Linked DNA regions of Mus musculus: region 2 is linked to region 1. The links are chromatin loops, found by intact Hi-C in ENCODE. Cell type or tissue: left cerebral cortex. All regions are shown on one strand. Each heading gives the region's core, and the rest is flanking DNA. Links, peaks and the distances in the headings are about the cores only. Region 1 overlaps Nrg3 (neuregulin 3). Region 2 overlaps Nrg3 (neuregulin 3).

Region 1 (9,892 bases), core at 1,153-9,152:
TAACCCTTTGACAAGTAAACACAATTCTCAGTAGTTCATATGAGAACAAGAGAGGGTTAAATATCATTGAGAGGTCAAACACATTTACATCAGAAAAGGTGGAATAGTGTTTTAATTGGAGTCATTTAATAGCATGCTTTTGCTTTCACTGTAAAGGATCAAGAATTGTTTGTTAGGACTCAGCTTCTATAGCCATGTTCTCTACCAAGGACTTACCTCCTGACATCACCCTGTTAGAATACAAAATTTCCACACACTAGTTAAAAAAAAGAAGAAAAAAATTAAGACTCTAACATTTAGAGCATTAAAGGTGGCCAAGTGACACCAGGAGCTCCAAGCTTCCAGAAAAAAATACCAGAAACCAAATGTATCATTTTATAGCAGATATTTTATATGTAGCCCAAGCTTGTAGAGAAGTTCCAATAAACTCACACCAGTTAGAGTCCATTTACATGTACCCAGATACATCTTCAAAACAACTGAAGTATGTTCCCTGTCTAGGGCTACATTTTGGTGACTTTCTCCTTGACAAAGATGCTTCACTTTGAAAAACTGACAACATAGAAATCAGAAAATCAGTAGCAATCCTAGCTGTAGTGATAATGTCAATGTTACCATTTACTGAGATCCAACAGCATTCCCTACACTTTTTCTGGTTTCATGACTTAACAGAGTCTGACAGATAATGTTATTATATTCTCTTTATTTATAAATTTTACCCCTTGCACTCTCTACTCCTATCCCTGTACCAAAAACTATTGACCCAAGATACACCAGAAACCCCTTAAAACCAGTTCACCCAATTGTTTCAGAACTGTGTTCTGTCCTCATATCTCTGCAGCATCATTCTACCTGAACTGGCTCCCTTTTCTGACACTCATTTGCTTGACATAAAGGTGGTGTCATCACTGCTACCCTATTGAGACATTTAGCTTGGGCGTTTTTGTCTTCTTTTTCCTGCTCTCTGGCCTTGGGTATAAATATTCTCCTTTTCATATATATTTTTTAAAGATTTATTTTATTCTGTGTATGATCATTTATCTGCATGTTCTTATGCGCACCACATAATATGTACCTACAAAAATCAGAAGACAGCATCAGATCCATTGGAATTGGAGTTAAAGACATTATTGAGTGACCATTTGGGGCCTGGGCATCAAATCTTGCCCTCTGAAAAAGCAACCAGGTATTGAAATGGCTGAGCTATTGTTCCAGCTCCATATTTAATTTAGTTAAATTTATTTATTCACTTATTTATTTATTTAAGATTTATTATATCTATATGAGTACACTGTATCTCTCTTTAGGCACAACAGAAAAGGGCATTCGATCCCATTACAGATGTTTGTGAGCTACCATGTGGTTGCTAGGAATTGAACTCAGGACCTCTGGAAGAGCAGTCAATGTTCTTAACTGCTGAGCTATCACTCCAGCCCCCATATTCAATTTTATGTTATCATTTTCTTTTCAGGGTTATGTTGATGTCAGTGGTCTGTTAGGTGCACACAGAGGTCAGGGGGGCAAATCATCCCACGTTCCTGCCTCAAGCATATTTTATCCTCCCAAGTGGCTGTGTACACATCAGGGCAGATTGGATTTTATCATTAAAAATGTTAGGATAGCACTAGTACCTCCTATCTAGAATGAATGAAAGGGAAATACTAAGACCATTTAAGACAACTTATAGCCTCTGGTGGGAGTCATATAATACATAGAATTAATGTTATTTTAAAATATTAGTACTTATTGTAAGTATTTTAGATTTCTTCCCTGCTGTTAGATCCCTTAACTCCAGGATGATGTGCACATTACACAAAAATTATTCTTTAAATGCTGGTTTTGTGATATTCAGTTGTTTTGTACTTCTGTTTATGCTTCACATACCCAACATACTGCCAGCTTAGTGTTCAAGATCTTCCATCAGTCCTGATTCATTTTCCCAGACTTATCTATAATTTGTTCTCACTAATGTACAGTCCTGATGTCTCCCTTCCCTACTGTGCCTTCTCTATTTCCCAGATTCATCCTTTTCTTCTATCTCCATTAAAATCCTACCTGCCATTCACAAGACCCCGAACAAAGGCTACCAGCCCCTCGATGCCATTTGTAATCCTCTGTGATCAAGCACAAGTCTATTCTCTCTGAAGCCATTAAGCAAAGGCCTTTACTTTTAGCCTTCTTTGGGCCCTATATCTGTCTAGCTGGCATTTTAGTTATTCATGTACATGTTGTTATCTTTCCTCCTAGATTATAAGATCCTCAGGGAAGAGCATTTGCCTTTGTATAGCTTTGCAGCTTTCAGCACAGGATATTATATGCAGTACGGAGATGTTCAATGAAGAGCCATTGAATTCATGTTGATTTCAATGTCAGAATAGAGCCCCGTGTTCCTCTGCTTTCTTGCTGTGCTAGCTGAGCAGCCCAAGGACTTTAGTGAGCTTCAAGGGTTGGAGCGGGCATGCAGAGACCCTTTATAATCTTTCAGTTTCATAGATTGTGAAGAAAACAGAAAGGAGCAAGGTATGACTTATAGCAGCAAATACCCACTGATATTTGTTGAATTAAAAAGAAAATAAGCAATAGACATTTGCTGAATGAGAAATAAACAATAATGACCACATCCTATCTTTCTCGTGTAACAGAAGTTGGGAAAAAGGCTGTGAATTGAATCTTTTTCAAGAAGGAAAACACAAGTAGACACCCTTTTCTGAGTATTGTGGAAAACAGCTTAAGTCTGTGCTTATGTCTTTTGTGTACACTGGGAATGTCTACCAGAAGCTTGGCTTTTGTGACCTGGGAAGATTGCTCCGTTGGTAAATTTCTTGCCAGACAAGCATGAGGCCTGAGTTTGTATTTGGCAAGTGCCTACATCAGAACCAGGAATAGCAGCAAGTGCTATTAACCTCAATACCAGTCAGGCAGAAACAGATGGATCTCTGAAATTCATTGAGCAGGTAATCCAGCTGAACCAATGAGCTTCTGGTTCAGAAAAGCCCGTTTCTTTTTTTTTCTCTTTTTTTTATTAGGTATTTTCCTCGTTTACATTTCCAATGCTATCCCAAAGGTCCCCTATATCAACCCCCCCAATCCCCTACCCACCCACTCCCTCTTTTTGGCCCTGGCGTTCCCCTGTACTGAGACATATAAAGTTTGCAAGTCCAAAGGGCCTCTCTTTCCAGTGATGGCCGACTAGGCCATCTTTTGATACATATGCAGCTAGAGTCAAGAGCTCCGGGGTACTGGTTAGTTCATAATATTGTTCCACCTATAGGGTTGCAGATCCCTTTAGCTCCTTGGGTACTTTCTCTTCCTTTTCAAAAATAAAGATGGAGAATGATCGGGGAAGGGCACCTGATGCCAACATCTGCACATATACAGCTGCATATTCTTGTGCATAAACCCATAGTAACAAGTACACACACACACACACACACACACACACACACACACACACACACACACAATGAGAGAGAGAGAGAGAGAGAGAGAGAGAGAGAGAGAGAGATGCATGCATGTTTGCACATACCCACACTAACAGGTACAAACACCTCTTTCCCACACAAAATTATCCTGACTTTTACAATGCATTCTTTGATCTTCTAAAACACAAATGTAATTTTTGAGTGCATTTTACTAATAACAAGATTCTCACTGAGTTACTCTTCATCTCATTCATTTTTATAAGTGTGATAACTACCTGAGTCATGCAGTTTGTATGGTAAGAATACTTCAGGAATGGACAAAGCTCAACAAGCCCTATTTCAATGACAACTACATTGGGACAGAAGTGCAGGAAGCTCTTATGACCTGTCAGATCTGATGATGTCATTCATTATGTTATCGCCCTCTGACTACATCTGATGCCACACAATATTAGAAGTCAAACCATGCCCATAGAGTGACTCCACCTATCACTTTTGGCCTTACAGTACCTTATATGAAGATATTTCTGGAAATGAAAATTCAGGAGTTGAAAGTATTACTAATAGAAAACATGGTAACTAAATATGTCAAATAATAATTATGGATCAAAATTAGGTTTTTAAAATCGTAATTTTTGTCTATGATTTGTTTTATTGCAATATTTTGGCTGTCCATAAAAAGGAAGCAAGAAGATTATCATTGCCAAGGTGCCTACACCAAAATTTCCTTGGTCACTGCATCCAGAAATCTCCACCTGCTGACAGAGGCTGAATCTGATGCTGTCAAATTATACTTTTTAGAGTCTATGACACTGTATATATCATATAGAGCCAGTTGTTTAGTTCTCTATACCCTGGCACTTGAAAGTAGATATATCTCTTTCCTCCTTGTTAGGCGTTAGGACCACTACGGGTGTGCTCTAAGATCCAACTTTGCTGGAGAGTAGTAAAAGGGGAAAATCCAAACAGGATTATTACTCACTCTGAGTCTAGCACTGTGTCAGAGACATCAACCAGACAGCCAGTATCTGCATTTGGCTCTAAATCATGTCTGTTTGACTGACAGCAGCTTAGTGCACAAATCTGGAAGAAAAACAGATAAATTAGTTGGTAATATTCATCAACTGAACAATTTTACACACACCCTCATCACGGATTAACACTATGGACTTACGTGGTTTCTCTTTGTTTATGAGATATTCAGACAATAGAGGGTTGTCCTGGTTAGTTTAGACTGCCAACTTGACACACTTAAGTGTTGACTTAGTAAGAGGGAACCTCAACTGAAGAGCTGCCTCAACTAGATTGGCCTGTAGGCAAGTCAGGGTAGCTAACTGGTCATGATTGCTAATTAAATTAGTATGAGAGGGACCAGTCCATGGAGAAGTGCTATTCGTAGGTGGTCCTAGGCTATGTAGGAAAGCTAGTTGAGTGTAAGCCAGTGAGCAAGCTGCTTTCCTCATGTGTTCTTCGAATTTCTATTTAAGTTCATGCTGTGATTTCCCTTAGAGATGGACTGTGATCTGGAAGTGTAATCCAAATAAGTCATTTTCTCCCTAGGTTGCTTGTGGTCACAGTGTTCTGTCACAACAACAGAAAAGCAAACTAGATCAGGGAATCTCAAATTTTGAATCCCAGAATTTACTGGATGTTGAAATGGAAAGACAGCTTTAGTCTGTAGAACTTACTTGCTGGGCAAACATGAAAAACTGAGTTTGATTTGTAGACCCATACATAAAACAAAAACAAAACGCAAAATAATCAAACAACAAAAAAAATCTGGCTTGGATCTGAAGCCCAAAAGTGGAGAGAAACAATGCTTTAGGGTCTCACTGACAACCCAGCCTAGTCAAACTGAGCTGCAGCCAATAAGAGTCCCTGTCACAAAATCTAAAGGTAATGTTGTAATGTTCTGAAGAATGACACCTACAACATCTGGGATTGACCTCTGACCTCTATATACAGATATACAACATCAACATACATAGACACATGCCAAAAATAAATTTACTAGATGACCTTGGTAAAAGGATTCTCTCCAGTTGGCTGTCCTCTCCACTTAAATATAGCTTAGCTGCAGCTTTCACACATCCCACTACAGCAGACACCTGCAGATGGCTGGATTTGATGCACTCGTTCAGGCTGCTATTTCTTCTCCTTATTATCCTCCTCCTGTTTTACCTCTACCCCAGGAATGAGGCCAACCCCAAGCCAAATTTCTCTTCTCTCTCTTCCTTTGGCCTCTGCTTCAGCGCAAAGGGAGTCGGACCTGGTTTCCTAAGGCAGATGCTTTCTTTCCCAAGCAGCTCTCTGTGAAGCAGCCAGTTCTCTATGCATGAGGAAGCTTTCCCCTGGAACTAGCCCATACAGGAATGAGATGGTGAAGATTTTCTCACAGCTCTGCTGGGATCTGGCGATGAGTCCTGGGCTAGCTCCTTGCTTTTGATTAATATATGCTCATGTCTCACTACCTGCAATGTCCAGAGAAGGAAAAGGGTGGCAGGCCCTGGTAGGGTTCCTGACCACTGCGCAGAGGAGACTTGGCTTGTTTCCTAAGTAGAAACTGATCAGTGTGGGATTTAGAGATTTCCAAAGGTAGCTTTGTTTAAATCAACTATACTGAGCTAGATACAGATTTTCATGTAAAAACAAAACAAAACAAAACAAAACAAAACCACAAAACACTGTGTAATCATCAGGGTTAACAAGGCAGATGAGAACAGACCAACGCTAAATAAAGGCCAATTAGCTCCAATCACTGTGGCCCTGGGTGTTTTCTGGCAGTGCAGCTTCTCTGTGAAGTTTTCCAGCCTAACTTTCCTTCGCAGAGACAAAGTCACAGACCCAACATGACTCCTGAGTAGTGGGTGGGAAGAAGGGTTCTCTGCTTTCAAAAGATCCCTTTCTGATTTGAAAGATCCCTTAGATCTTTAGCCCTGGTGCCACTGTCCATGGTGCTGTGAGCCACCCACCCATCAAGGGTCACCCACTCACTCTCAAGACTCTCAGGTCTAAAGTCCGTTCTTCCCATCATACGATAAAACATCTACAAGGAAGAACACCGACACCTTGACAAAAGGTTATGTAAATCAATTGATGAGATCAAATGATGCCTAGACAAACATGAACAATTGAGTACCAATATTTCTTTTACATTGTACATCTTTTAGCAATACAAATATCTTTTGTCTATAGAAACCCTAAGCTAGAACACATTGGCTGCATTAATTCTTATAAACTGTCTCCATGGGGAGTGGAGGTGAGGTGTATTATGAACTCCTTTTGCATTATATTTTATCCTTTGCCCATTTGTTGTTACATTACACAGTGGATTTCACAGCTCCATACATGCATGTAAAGTTCTGTGTTTATACTCACTTTACCTCACCTTTTCCCACACCCTCTCCCTCTGCTCTCATGTCATTTTGCTATTGTTGTTGTATATCTAGTTTCTGATTACAATGCCAGACATGGCATAGTTGGCTTTCTGGCTTATTTTGCTTAATATGTTGATAAGCATCAATTTTCCCGAAGATCACATAGTTCTGTTCCTTATGACTAAATAATATTCCATTGAGTACAACACACAATCTCCTTTGTACATTCATTTGCTTAGGATTATTTAGAGATATCCCATAACTTCTTGGATTTCAATGCTGCTGTGGTTAAAAAAAAATAGCTGTGCAGGTATTTGTTTGTATAGCGATTGGAGTATATGTCTTGGAATCTATTTACTTGATCTATTAATGAGGAAACAGAGATATTGAAATGGCTTGCTGAAGAAATTTCATGTAAACTTTGATATGATTTTCTTCACAATTTCATGAATATTTTCAGTTCCATACTTCAAATATAGACTTTGAAATTCAGAAAGTGTACATGATTTGGTTGATGCTGCTGCTCACAAGAGATACAAAGGAGGGCTTGAATTTATGTCCTTCTTTTTTTCAAAGAATGTTGGTATAAAATAGCTGGAAAGGAAATCCCTGTGGATGAATTTAAATGTCTCCTGAGACTTACCAGTAAGCCCCACTTACGCCTTTCAACATTCCTAGAATAGAGTACATACTATGAACGCCGCACTAACAATGAATGCAGACACTGGCTGTGGTTTTACCTTTTCCTCTTTGGAGTCATGTCTTTTTAACCCCTACCCCCATCCCCCAATTTTCATCGTGACTAATCATTACATGTTCTCCTATATACATGTTAGCTTGAATCTTTCCCAGAGCCTTTCTCCATTTTGAGTTTTTGTTGATAGCACAAGGGTCTTTGACAAGAAGAATTGCTTTACCCAAAGCATCCATTCTGTCTTCTTGTCTGCACAGTCTTCTCCTGTTTACACAGGCACACATTTTAACATTACCTCATGAGCTTGACATCACATCTAACATCACCTGTAAAGTGGTCCATATTCGTGTATCAAATGCTTTGAAACAATAACCTATGTACTGAGAACTTACATCATGTTCCATGTAATAATGGAAGGAAACTACATTTTGTCTGTTTTAAAAATGTTATGTGGGCTCACAATGCTCATAAATGCAGCATAAAAAGTGTCCAGATCACACTCCCTTAAGAAAAGAAATCAAAGTTCCTAAGAGAAGCCAGGATTCTAATATTGTAAGTTGAGGATGAGAAATATATATGGCTGTTGAACATCTCAAAGCATCTGAAAGCAAGAAAATAGTTAAAACAAATCAGAAGTTCACATTAATGAAGGGTCAGGGAAATGGACGTCATGCAAAAGACATGTTAGTGGCTACAAGTGGGACACTGAGCAGCAGAGTAACTCAACTAGTTAGTTGTACATGAGAATTCAAAGCTCAAAACGAATATCAATAACATGACACTATTGAAAATGAATCATTTCAAAAATAAGGAAATGAAGAAGAATTAATCTTCAGTGAAGTTCATGTAACCTTCTGTAGTCTCTTCAACTGAAAGTTTTTATGTACACAGCTTCTTACTTCCTGTAAATTCTTCATACAAAGGATGGAGTAGAATACAATTCAAGTGGTAAAACCTGGCATATGCCATCTCAGACAACTGATAAAAGTTACCCTCAATGATTACATATCATTTGATTGTGTGTATGTGTGTGTGTGTGTGTGTGTGTGTGTGTGTGTGTGTGTGTGTGTGTGTTTGATAGGCTACCTATGGTATAGAATTATTGCTTTACCCATGCCTTCCTTTTCCTCTAGTCCTGTATTCCCAGTATAATTATGGGGAAACATTAGGCAAATTTGAATAACAGAGCACAGCATGTATGACCAGCAAGCCATACATTAGGCAGTCATCGGAGATTACCAGAACTTCATGAATAAGTTAAACAAACCTGAGGAAAAGATCTCACCTAAATGAAACGTGACAAAATTGGTAAAGGTGCAGTAATTCTGAGTAAAATTTCCTCTTGAGTTTATATTACCCTGTCAGTGTTCACACATTAATTGTGACAAGTGGGCCCTATTAATATAGATTGCTGTCTAACTTCTACTTGTGCTATGGAGGAAGTAATAAGAGGAAAATGGAGGACACTGTGAGAGAACCTTCTCAATTTTGATACATCTTTTTTCTAGCCCCCCCCTCTCTCTGTGTGTGTGTGTGTGTGTGTGTGTGTGTGTGTACGCATGTGTGCAATTATGTGTGAGTCATCAGACAATCTCTGCCCCTACTCAGTGTTTTATTTTTCATTACCACTATTCTTCAATTAATTTTTAAAGACAAGATACCATACTATCCTGACACAGACCAAGCATATTCCCTGGAGTTCTTTCTCTAAACCTTTCCAACTTTAGAGTCAGAGTTGTCTACTGACATGCCAATTTTATTTTTATTTACTTTTTTTTTTTTCTGTTTTGAAGGTGGGTTTTGGAAAAGGAATGGAATTTCCTTGTCCTTTGCAGAGGAAATATTTTACCAACGGAATGATTTCTCAGACCCTAAAATAGTGTTATGAAACAATTGTCATGAATCATATGATTATTGATTTTCATCACTATCATTATCACTGTCATGTCCTTGCTGTAGTCTCACTCCTACCCAAGAAACCTACCTGCTTTCTGTCAGACTGTTACTGCTCAGAACGTGCTTCTGAACTTCTGAATCCCCTCAAGCCTTACCCATTCGACAGGAAGGGCTGTTGGATGTGCTTTCTATCCTGTGGGGCTTCCTGAAGGTTTGCCTCAGACATTCCCATCATTCTGCAGTTTTGAGAAAATATTATAAAATTATAGTATTAAGTGTTTCACAAATTGCAAGAATGTCCCACAAACACAGGGGCATGTTATCTCTCTTTCTCTCTCTCTCTCTCTCTGTCTCTCTGTCTCTCTATCTGCCTCTGTCTCTGTCCCTGTCTCTGTCTCCCTCCCTCCCTCCCTCCTTCCCTCCTCCCCTTCCTCTCGTCCTTGCTCTGTTCTTACATGATGCCCTGCAATCTTCATAAGGAGTTGGGGCTTTTCTCTACATCT
Region 2 (9,892 bases), core at 1,352-9,351, 69 kb after region 1:
TATGTATTCAACAGTTCTGCTCCTTTCATAATGAATATTCCAAAGCTCTGCACATCCACTTCCTGAGGTTGTACCATGAGTCCTGGAGATGAGCCAGTTCATTCATGTTAACTGTGTTTGGTAATTTTGGTGTTTTGTCTGACTGGTCCAGTGCATAGACGACTGGGGAGTTTCTTTACGATGCTTACTGAATTGCCTTAGGGAGTTCTACTATCAGCTAAGAAGCAGAAAGGACAGATGGCACGAACAGGAAAAAAAACAAAGAGAAAGGGGGGGTGCTACATAGAAAAGTCACTCAGGCTAAAACCGGAGGACAAGTTTAAATACATTTTAACAATGGAGTGAACTCATGCACTGACTTGTTTAGCTGGGCAAACATGAGGACACCACTCCATTCTTGGTAATCAAAATTCTCAAACTGAGGACTTCAGGGGACCCTTAATGTTCAGTACTCAGAAAGCTCTTGAATGTCCTGTATCCTTTGTAAACATGACTGCTCATAGGTAACTATAAGCTGAGCTCTGCCTGGAAACATGTTAGCAGGTTTGGGGTATTCCCAAACATTCCCAGAATTGCCTAATCAGTTAGCTTTTAACAGTTTTTAATAAGTCAAGAAATATAGAGGGCACCTTATTCTTTTCCATTTATTCATTTATTCACTTTATATTCCTATTGCAGTTCCCCTCCTCCCACCCTCCCATCCCCATTATCTATGAAAAGGGGCAAATATTCCCTGGCTACCAACCCACCATGACACCTCAAGTCACTGCTGAACTAGGCACATCCTCTCTCAAAGAGACCAGACAAGGCAGCCCAGTTATGGAAGCAGGATCCACAGGTAGGCAACAGTATCAGGGTAAACACCCCGAACCACCTCTCCCATTGTTGGGAGGTCCACATGAAAACCCAGCTGCACATTTGCTATATGTACAGGAGGCCTATATCCATCCCATGTACATTCTTTAGTTGATGCCTCAGACTCTGGGAGCCCCCAAGGATCCATGTTAGTTGATTCTGTTGGAATTCTTGTGGAGTCCTTATCCTAGAGGTCACTTTAAATACAAGACTTTTTGTCACATCTTCAGAAAGAAATCTGAAGTAGCATTATTTTCTCTCTTTAAAAGTTGATAAAATAGATATTCCATAAAGTAAATCACTTCAGATATTTCTACTTAGGACTGGAGTACCAAGATTTCAGTGCAGAACCTGTGTTTAGAATGTTGTTTCTATTGTATGCTATTGTATCTATTGTATGTAATGTAGAATGCTCTGTTGTATCTCTATGAATATCTTCTTTTTAAAACTTTAGAATTTTTTTTTTTTTGCTGGGAATTGTCCATGATTTGTCCACACCACTACACGACTTGGGGCTTCTGATTGTGCTTAAGATTAATGATATGCCAAAACCAATGGGAATAATGACATTCTATAGTGGTAAGAAAATCTCAAAAAAAAAAGATCTGGAATTCTATTATATTATAAGCCTTTTATAATATATGTTCTGGCTCCTAATAAAGGGCAGTTTGTGTTCTTCCAGCACTGTGGGTTATAAATCACTTACATGCTTCTCATTATATCCTAACACAAGCAGCCATCCTCTATAACACAGTGCTTTGCCAAACTCACCTGTGCATTGAAAACAAGAATGTATGATTAAAATCTTTGATATACCAGAGAGTCACCTAGTTTACAATACTGAATAAATTACTAAAATAAATTCATCGATTTTTATTTCCTCTCTTTGTAGTACACTATTTACTAGCTATGTATTCTGACCCCAGCCAGGAAACTATAAGCAGTTGTGATTTAAATAAAATCCAGAGATGAAACAAATGCTTATGGAAAGTATCACAAAAACTTGAATACAGAGAGCTGCATATTGAATCAGTGATACAGATTTTCTGAATTTAAGTAAGTTCCTTTTTAACATGCACACATTTTATTTTGATCAAGCATACCCCTCTTTGTCTCCTCCTATCCCTCCTGGATCATCATTAAAAAGATTAGATGCTGCTTTATGTTTGTTTCCTACTCACTTAATGTTAGGTACTTCTGATATATGTTGGAATAATATACAACCATTATTAATTTGCTTTGTGGACTTCTGTGAGTTTAAATATTCAATGCTTTCAGGCAACATATAAAGATGTTATTAATCTTTGAGGATCTTTATCTTCTACATATGAAAGCATGGGTTCTTGTGATTTAGCAAGGATAGCAAACATTTTGACAAATTACAGTCTATAGAGAAAAGAGAAGGGCTGATTAATATATTTTTTTAGATCCAAGATTCATATTGTACATGGCCATTTACATCTTATGCTGTTTGATATGGTAACATTTGCAGTGGAGTGTGAACAGAATTATAAAAATCAAAAATCATTGAAGAAGCGGTTCTTCCTCCAGTTCCTAGAATAAAACAGCTCCATCTGGAAGACTTAATCAGAGCCTTCTGATGAGCATTGTGGGAATAATGGGGACTAAGAGGGATGAAAAAGGAGAGGAGGAGGAAGGGAGAAGTTCTAAAACATAAGTAAAACAAAATGAGAATGACTATAGGAAGTGGTGTCTGAATGTTCTGTAAAAGAAAAATATTATCTTACTCCTAGTCTCTAAATTGTGACAGCATTGCTTAGATGCTTCAATTGTCAATGATTCTAAACGTCCTTTTATTGGCATTGTTCATACAAATATTTGTCCATAATGGAGATACCCACTTGAGGTGATACTGTGAACGTGTCATGTATTCATATGTGCATATACTCATACACATCCTCTCTTGTAACAGCAAACCTCCTCAAATCATGATTTGGACACAGCTGGGACTTTATGAACATTAACCAGCATGGGACTTACTCAAAGTCTAACAAATACAAGTTGAGATAATTATGTGTTTATTCTTTTTAGTCTTTTATTCTGGTGATTTACATATTACAATGATGGATTGGAAGCTGCAATTGCGAGTAACAGTAGAATATTTTTTTGTTAGCTATTATTTGAATAGGTACAGGTGTGGTACTGATGCTCCAATTATGGCAAGTAATCCAAAGAAACTTATTTCTCTATATTTTGACCATTTGTGAGCTTCTGCATTAACTGCCCTTCAGTGCAAAATAAAATCTCTCTAATGAGACCAAAAACATCACAAATCTATGGTTATAAAGATATGCATTTAAAAGGTAGTGTGATAAGTATGTCTAGAGATCTATAGGATGGAGGCTCAAGATAAAGGTGTTGGGACTCCTGTAGCTTCTGTGCCTCTCTGTTTGGCTTGTCATCAGCCTCAGTCTAAGAGTTGCATGGCCAAGGCTTTACCCACAGGCAGTGGCATTAATAAAGCTCCTATCTTCTCCCTATAGGTAATACATCGCCCATGATTTAAAACTTATGCTCTCTTTAAAGGTCCTATCTCCAAAGTATTACACTGATGTCAAAGACTTCAACATCTGAATTTAGGGAACAAAATTTTATCCATAATACAGTAAAGACTGAGTGCTTCTGTCTTGTAAACCAAACAACATATTTCTGTTTTTCAGAATTCCATGAAGAAAGTATCTCCTGAAAGGAGATGAGCCAATACAATTATTGGTTAGCTGTTATTGCATTTTGCTTTTGAGAGGCATGATAATAATATTGAGCTTAGGCAGGCCTCCAACTCATTGTCCTTATGCCCCAGAACCATGAGCGTTACGGAGTTCTGTGACTATATGCTTGCCCTATCACCTCTTGTTTCTTCATTGATTTTCTTGGCAGAAATAATATTTGGATATTTTATGTGTCTTTGTGTGTGTGTGTGTGTGTGTGTGTGTGTGTGTGTGTATCCTCAAAGTCTGAGATCTTCAGTCATATTCTTCAGTAGCTAGTGGCTTCTGACTTGGGAGTGGCATTTAGACTATTACTGGTTGGGTGAACAGCCATATATCCATCCTATGAATGCATAAGAATGTGTTTAGAGGAACTTTGCCCTGTGGGGTTGGTATCTTTGCATATCCATAAATGTACTGAGCAAAGATGGCTTATTTTCTGTTTGCCTCCCCATGGACAAGGCTTGAAGACTGTTAGTGCCTTGGAATAATTTCTGGATGAACGTTCTTGCCGTGTTACTTTTACTCTCCCCTAGATTTTCTGTAAGTCTAAATTATCACAGTAAATGCATTTTAAATAAATGAATGAACCAACAATACCTGTTCAAGAGTTTATGACAAAAAGAAATATATTTGATAGCATTAAAATTTAATGAGCCCAAATCAGAGTATGAATGTGTTTATTCATTAATGCTTAGTTCTAGAATGCTACTGATTCTGTTGATGGTTCTTGCTTATAGCACATCTATTTCAGTGTTAGTCAATTAATGTAAGATCACACAAATCACAGAACTGGGGCATTTTCTGAATCCTCCACTGCCTTCAGAGAAGAGCCATAAAGGAGAGTGAAGAATGAAGCCAGCCGGACAGCTGGAGCCAGGCAGGCCCAGGCAGGCTCAGGCAAGACTGTTCCAGGAGCCTGTAAGGAAATGTCAGCTCTTTCCATTTTTATGGAGATATTTTTAGGGTGGCTTCTTTTCTTCTTGGCTGCAGCCAGTGTGCTACTTTATTAAGGAATTGCATTCTACTGGAGAAACAAACTTCTTTTAAAAGAGCTCTTTCAACTAGAGGAATTTAGCTAATTTTAAATTTTAAAATCATGTTTCTTTGCACCCTAGTCACATGTTTTTGAAAACATACTTTATTAAATTTTTTTGCAGGATTTTTCCTGTCTTTTATCTCTGTCAACTACAATAACAGAAGTGATTATATTATTGTACCATTTCAATGTTATTTGTTTTTTTTTTTAAATAAGAATTAAAATTACATTTGGAGAATTCCATCCTAGTTTGAGTCAGGTAGAGATGGAGAACATCCTGAAATGGGGGTTGAGAGTCAAATAAAGCAAAGCAAAAAATTATTAGGTTTCTTCTCATGCCAAGAGTGGACTTTAAGAGAAAGTGGGTAGCGAGTGACAAAGAAAGAGACAGGGAGAGATGAGAGAGAGAGAGAGAGAGAGAGAGAGAGAGAGAGAGAGAGAGAGAATTGACTACACATGGTGTTCATGGTAACACATCAGGTACATGATGCTTCGTCTTGAAAATCCGGTGTCTAATTTTCATTCACCATAACAATTTCAATGAGATTCCTGTTCTAATTCAGACAAAACAGACTCCTGTACGGCTAGAAGAGCCAGCCATGGAGGTCCAAATGAAAAGAACCCATCAAAAGAAGAGTAAGCTCTGTGTTCTTGGCTGGATTGTCTGTACTCCCTTCATGGTTGGAGTGAGGGGACATAGCTATCACTCATGGGTTTCTCTGTTTTTTTGTTTTCTTTTTGTTTTTTTGTTTGTTTGTTTTTTGTTTTTGTTTTTGGTTTTTGGTTTGTTTTTTGTTTTTTTGTTTTTTTTTTTTTTTTGAGACAGGGTTTCTCTGTATAGCCCTGGCTGTCCTGGAACTCACTTTGTAGACCAGGCTGGCCTCGAACTCAGAAATCTGCCTGCCTCTGCCTCCCTAGTGCTGGGATTAAAGGCGTGTGCTACCACACCCTTCTGGTTTCTCTGCTTTTAATGATAATACTCTTCTGGAAAAATATATCAAATGTAATATACAAGTATACATAATAACATATTAATTCTGAATATATTAAAATAAAAGTTATCAAATCATATTTAGTTTTTAATCCTTATTCTTCATTATGGCATATTCTTTCATAATTTCTGTTGTGCTGACCTTATTTTTTCACAGTCATATATATAGCACACATTTTGTGTTCTATTCTTTCATATAATGAAGTGTATGATCTGATTAACAGATGCTGTGAAACATCGACTTTGAAAATGTCATAGCAACTTACCAGGTGCTGTCAGTACATTTTATTCGTTGCTGCAAACGTGAGACATTTTAAGATCTGCCTTATTATCTATTGATTCTACAATGGTAATACAGATCTATGGACATATTTCATTTTCTAATTAGTTTTCTAAATAGTCTTCTCTAGATGGAGTCTATATGAAATTGCTAGGTCAAAACTGTGTTTCATGAGTACTAATTTTCTAATCCTGAAACCTGTCATTAGTAACAAGTTCTTGCTACAAAAACAGGTGTATCTGCCTATTCCTACAAACACAACTTAAATAAACACAAAATTAATATTTGAAATTTGGTAATATATACTTGCATTCTTGCCATGATATTTCATTTGCTTCTTCAATAAAGCCATCATGATGACCACATAATGATGTAACCAATAGAATGATTATGTTGCACACTCCATTTGACATTCTGGCTTTGGTTATCCCTGGCCCAGTCTCTATGTTTTATATAGCAGCAACCTAAGTTCATCTCTATTGCATATATATTTTTAAGTATTATAAGTAAATCTCATCTCACCACCCCTATCTACCCTCCACCTCTTCCACATCTTCTACCTCTTCATACCCTGCTATCTCTACATGCATGCTCCCATCTCCACCCTACCTGACCTCTAAACTCTCTGGGGCCATCAGTCTCTTGAGGGTTAGGTACATCATTTCTGTATGAACACAGACCCGGAAGTCCTCTACTATATGTGTGTTATGGGCCTCATATCAGCTAGTGTAGGCTGCCTGTTTGGTGGTCTAGTGTTTGAGAGATCTCGGGGAACCAGGTTAATAAAGACTGCTGGTTCTACAGGATCGCTCTTCTCCTCAGTTTCTTTCAGCCTTCCCTAATTCAACAACAGGGGGCAGCTGCTTCTGTCCATTGGTTGGGTGCAAACATCTGCATCTGACACTTTCAGCTGCTTATTGGGTCTTCTGTAGTACAGTCATGCTAGGTCCCTTTTTGTGAGCACTCCATATTTTCAATAATAATGTCAGGCCTTGGGACCTCCACTTGAGCTGGATCCCACTTTGTGCCTGTTGCTGCACCTTCTTTTCCTCAGGCTCCACTCTGTTTCCATCCCTGTAATTCTTTCAGACAGGAACAATTATGGGTCAGCATTGTGACTATGGAATGGCCCCCCTCTTCCTCATTTGATGCCCTGTCTTCCTGGTGAAGGTGGGCTCTATAAGATACCTCTTCCTACTGTCAGGCATTTCATCTAAGATCCCTCCCTTTGAGTCCTGAGAGACTCTCCCCTCCCAGGACTCTGGTGCATTCTGGAGCGCCCCCCTCCCCCCCATAATCTCTTATCTCCCAAGGTTACTTGTTTCCATTCTTTCTGATGGCCCTCAGGGCTTCAGTCTTTTTCCTCACCCAATACCAGATCAGGTTGCCCTCTTCCCTCACTCCACCCCGCTCCACTCCTTCTCAAAATCAAAATCAATTTATTTATTTGTGTGTTTGTATTAGTACGTGTGTAACACATACATGTGTTATGGTATGCATATAGTCAGAAGGCAACTTTGGGACATCAGTTCTTCCCTTTCTCCTTGTTAAGCTAGGCTTCTTTTGTTTCTATCACTGCACTATGCAACCCACTCTTGCTGTCCTTTTCTTATTTTTCTTTTCTTTTCTTATTTTTCTTTTCTTTTCTTCTCTTCTCTTTCCTTTCCTTTCCTTTCCTTTCTCTCTCTCCTTTTCTTCCTTTCTTTTTTCTTTTGTTTTTCTTATTCTCTCTTGCTTTGTTTCTATTGTTATTAATTTTTGATGACTTCATACATTGTATTTCCATTGTATTAAAACCCTCTCCCAGTTTCTACCAGGTTTATAGTTCCTTTCTCTGCCCACTTAAAATTGCTTTCTCTTTGCTTTTTTAAATAACCTTATCAAGTCCAAAGGTGTTGCCCAAATTTTTCTGAATGTGTCTTTAATAAGTTGTGTTTTGTGACTTGAGTAATGGGCACATCTTCATTTATGGTTCATCTGAGAATTCAATTCTGCCTCTATGTGGGCATGGAGAGATTCTTCCTACACCTGTTTGTACCAAAAACAATGATGTGGACTTGATCAGCCCTTTCTGTGCTTCATATAATATACCCACACCTCCATCCTTTCTCCTGTCTTTTCTCTCCTTCCCCCAGACCTGGAATTCTAGAGGTGCTTTATAGCTTTGTAAGTTCTTCATGAGAAAAGGCACATTTCTAGGATAAGTGGTATTTTTAACCAGCTTCTGATTTGCATAAAAATGTTTGCTTCTCTGATACTTTTGGGACTGCATATTAACATTTCTCAATGTAGAAGACACAGGAGTCTCACCTGAGTTCAGGGTTTCCTACAGTGCTCTACAGAACTGAGTTTTCTGTGAGAGTGATGAGCAAAGGATCTCATTGTCATAGAAGAGCAAATGGTCTTCCCTAACAGTCCTTCCAATTTCCACAGTTCATATTAGCATTACAGAAGATTTGAGGAGATCACAGAAAAGTGATGGCTTAATCTCATCACTCTTTACTTTTGTTTTTTTCTTTTCTTACACTTCTTGTCATTTTGTACATTGAGTCACTTGTCCTTAAAACCTATTTAAAAGCTGCTTTGAAATGAAACTTGTTTTATGGCGATGGGCCAAGGTTTTACATCAAGGGAAAGAAATTGCTAAAAATACATACTTTCTTGCTTTTTTGAAACAAGACTGTGCAGGTTGATCTTCCAGTATTAGAACATTGAAAACTCAAAAATTTTAATTTCTAAGATGGTAGGGGAAGAAGGCTGGATACTGAGGACTTGGCATGAACCAGAGCCAACCAGCCTGGTAGGTAACCTCCATACTATTCTCCTGGCACAGAGCCAGTAACTTCTCCAAACATAGAAGCGCCCGTTCTCTTAATATAGAAGTGCCTAGTTTCCTGTGTTGTTGTTTCTTTAATTGTTAGTCAAAATGCTTGAATTTGATCCCTCAGAACAATATTTTCAGGAAGTCATTTGGTACTCAAAGGGATACCTAGGGTAGAAGCTTAGACGGGTCATTGATCTCTTTAAAGCCTAAATACTCATTTTCCCCCCACAGCTAGCAAATCATTTGATTGTGAAGTAAAATTTCACTTGGATGTAAAATTAATCAGCTTTCACAGCTCTAATTTTTGCCTGAGACACTGTGTCAGTGTGTTTGGTATGTGCTGTGTTGAAGCCTGGAAGCCTACGCCTCACACTTCTGTAGCATCGTGACACTACCAACTGCCTATTGGATGCCATGGGGAACAAGGAACCTAGGAAGCTGATGCTACTACAGTGAATATTAAACTCAGGAATGACCTTCTGCAAGTGAATATATCTGGAGAGGACCTTTGTTGTTCTCTTGTCCAATGAACAATATTGGTTACCTTGTGTAATGATGGTTGCAGTATGAATTTAGATCTAGAAATATAAACATAATTTGTAGGCAGAGTACTTTCCTGTGTAAATGAAAATAAGTCAGAGTCTATGTTGTTCCATGCCTATATCTGAGTAAGTATTGTGAAGCTGGTCAATTTTCTTATCTTTGGTGGCTCTGATGGTCATAAACAGAGGAAGAAACTGAATTTATTGGTTATACTGACGAACAGTTCTAATCTAGTCAGGGTATTAAATAGCAACAGTATATCTCTGTTGCCAAGAAATGGAATTTGGTAAACAAACATCTAAGTTTGGTACATTATATTTATCCTACTCCCTAACCGGAAATGTTCTTTCATCGTTTACAAGTGGCCAAATATAAAGTGTCACCAACAACATGTTGACATGTAATTTTTAAGTTTTGAAAGTCATACCAACATAAAGGAAACAGTCTGTTTACAAATAGACTTCCAGATTAACAGCAATACATAACAGAAAGAAAATACTGAACCAGATATATTGATCAGACATTCCTCTGTCTTTAGGTTTGCATTGGTTTAGATACTCCATGGTAATGGGGGAGAAGAGAGAAGCAAATCATGGTTCCTGTGATCAAGAAGGTTATAGGTTCTTCAATG

Evidence for each region. A loop is a pair of places that touch in the nucleus more often than their neighbours do. Peaks named below come from ENCODE experiments on the same cell type or tissue, not always from the same donor. Only the 100,000 strongest peaks of a DNase experiment are listed, where the experiment ranks them.
Region 2: a loop joins it to region 1, with 2.2 times the contacts of the local background. A loop is called at or near these places in 2 of 42 quality-filtered maps.

The regions. Positions count from the first base shown.
Region 1 is chr14:39,102,719-39,112,610 of GRCm38, reverse strand. The region is part of intron 1 of Nrg3 (neuregulin 3); the gene reads left to right. Among named protein-coding and RNA genes, the nearest start is that of Gm20642, 110 kb to the left of the region's middle. In left cerebral cortex, for the core only: no CTCF peak of the experiment used is centred there; DNase peaks (open chromatin) are centred at 2,286, 4,480, 4,878 and 5,615; H3K27ac peaks cover 2,165 bases.
Region 2 is chr14:39,033,841-39,043,732 of GRCm38, reverse strand. All of the region lies in intron 1 of Nrg3 (neuregulin 3), which reads left to right. Among named protein-coding and RNA genes, the nearest start is that of Nrg3os, 140 kb to the right of the region's middle. In left cerebral cortex, for the core only: no CTCF peak of the experiment used is centred there; DNase peaks (open chromatin) are centred at 8,545, 8,709, 8,722, 9,075 and 3 more places; H3K27ac peaks cover 5,538 bases.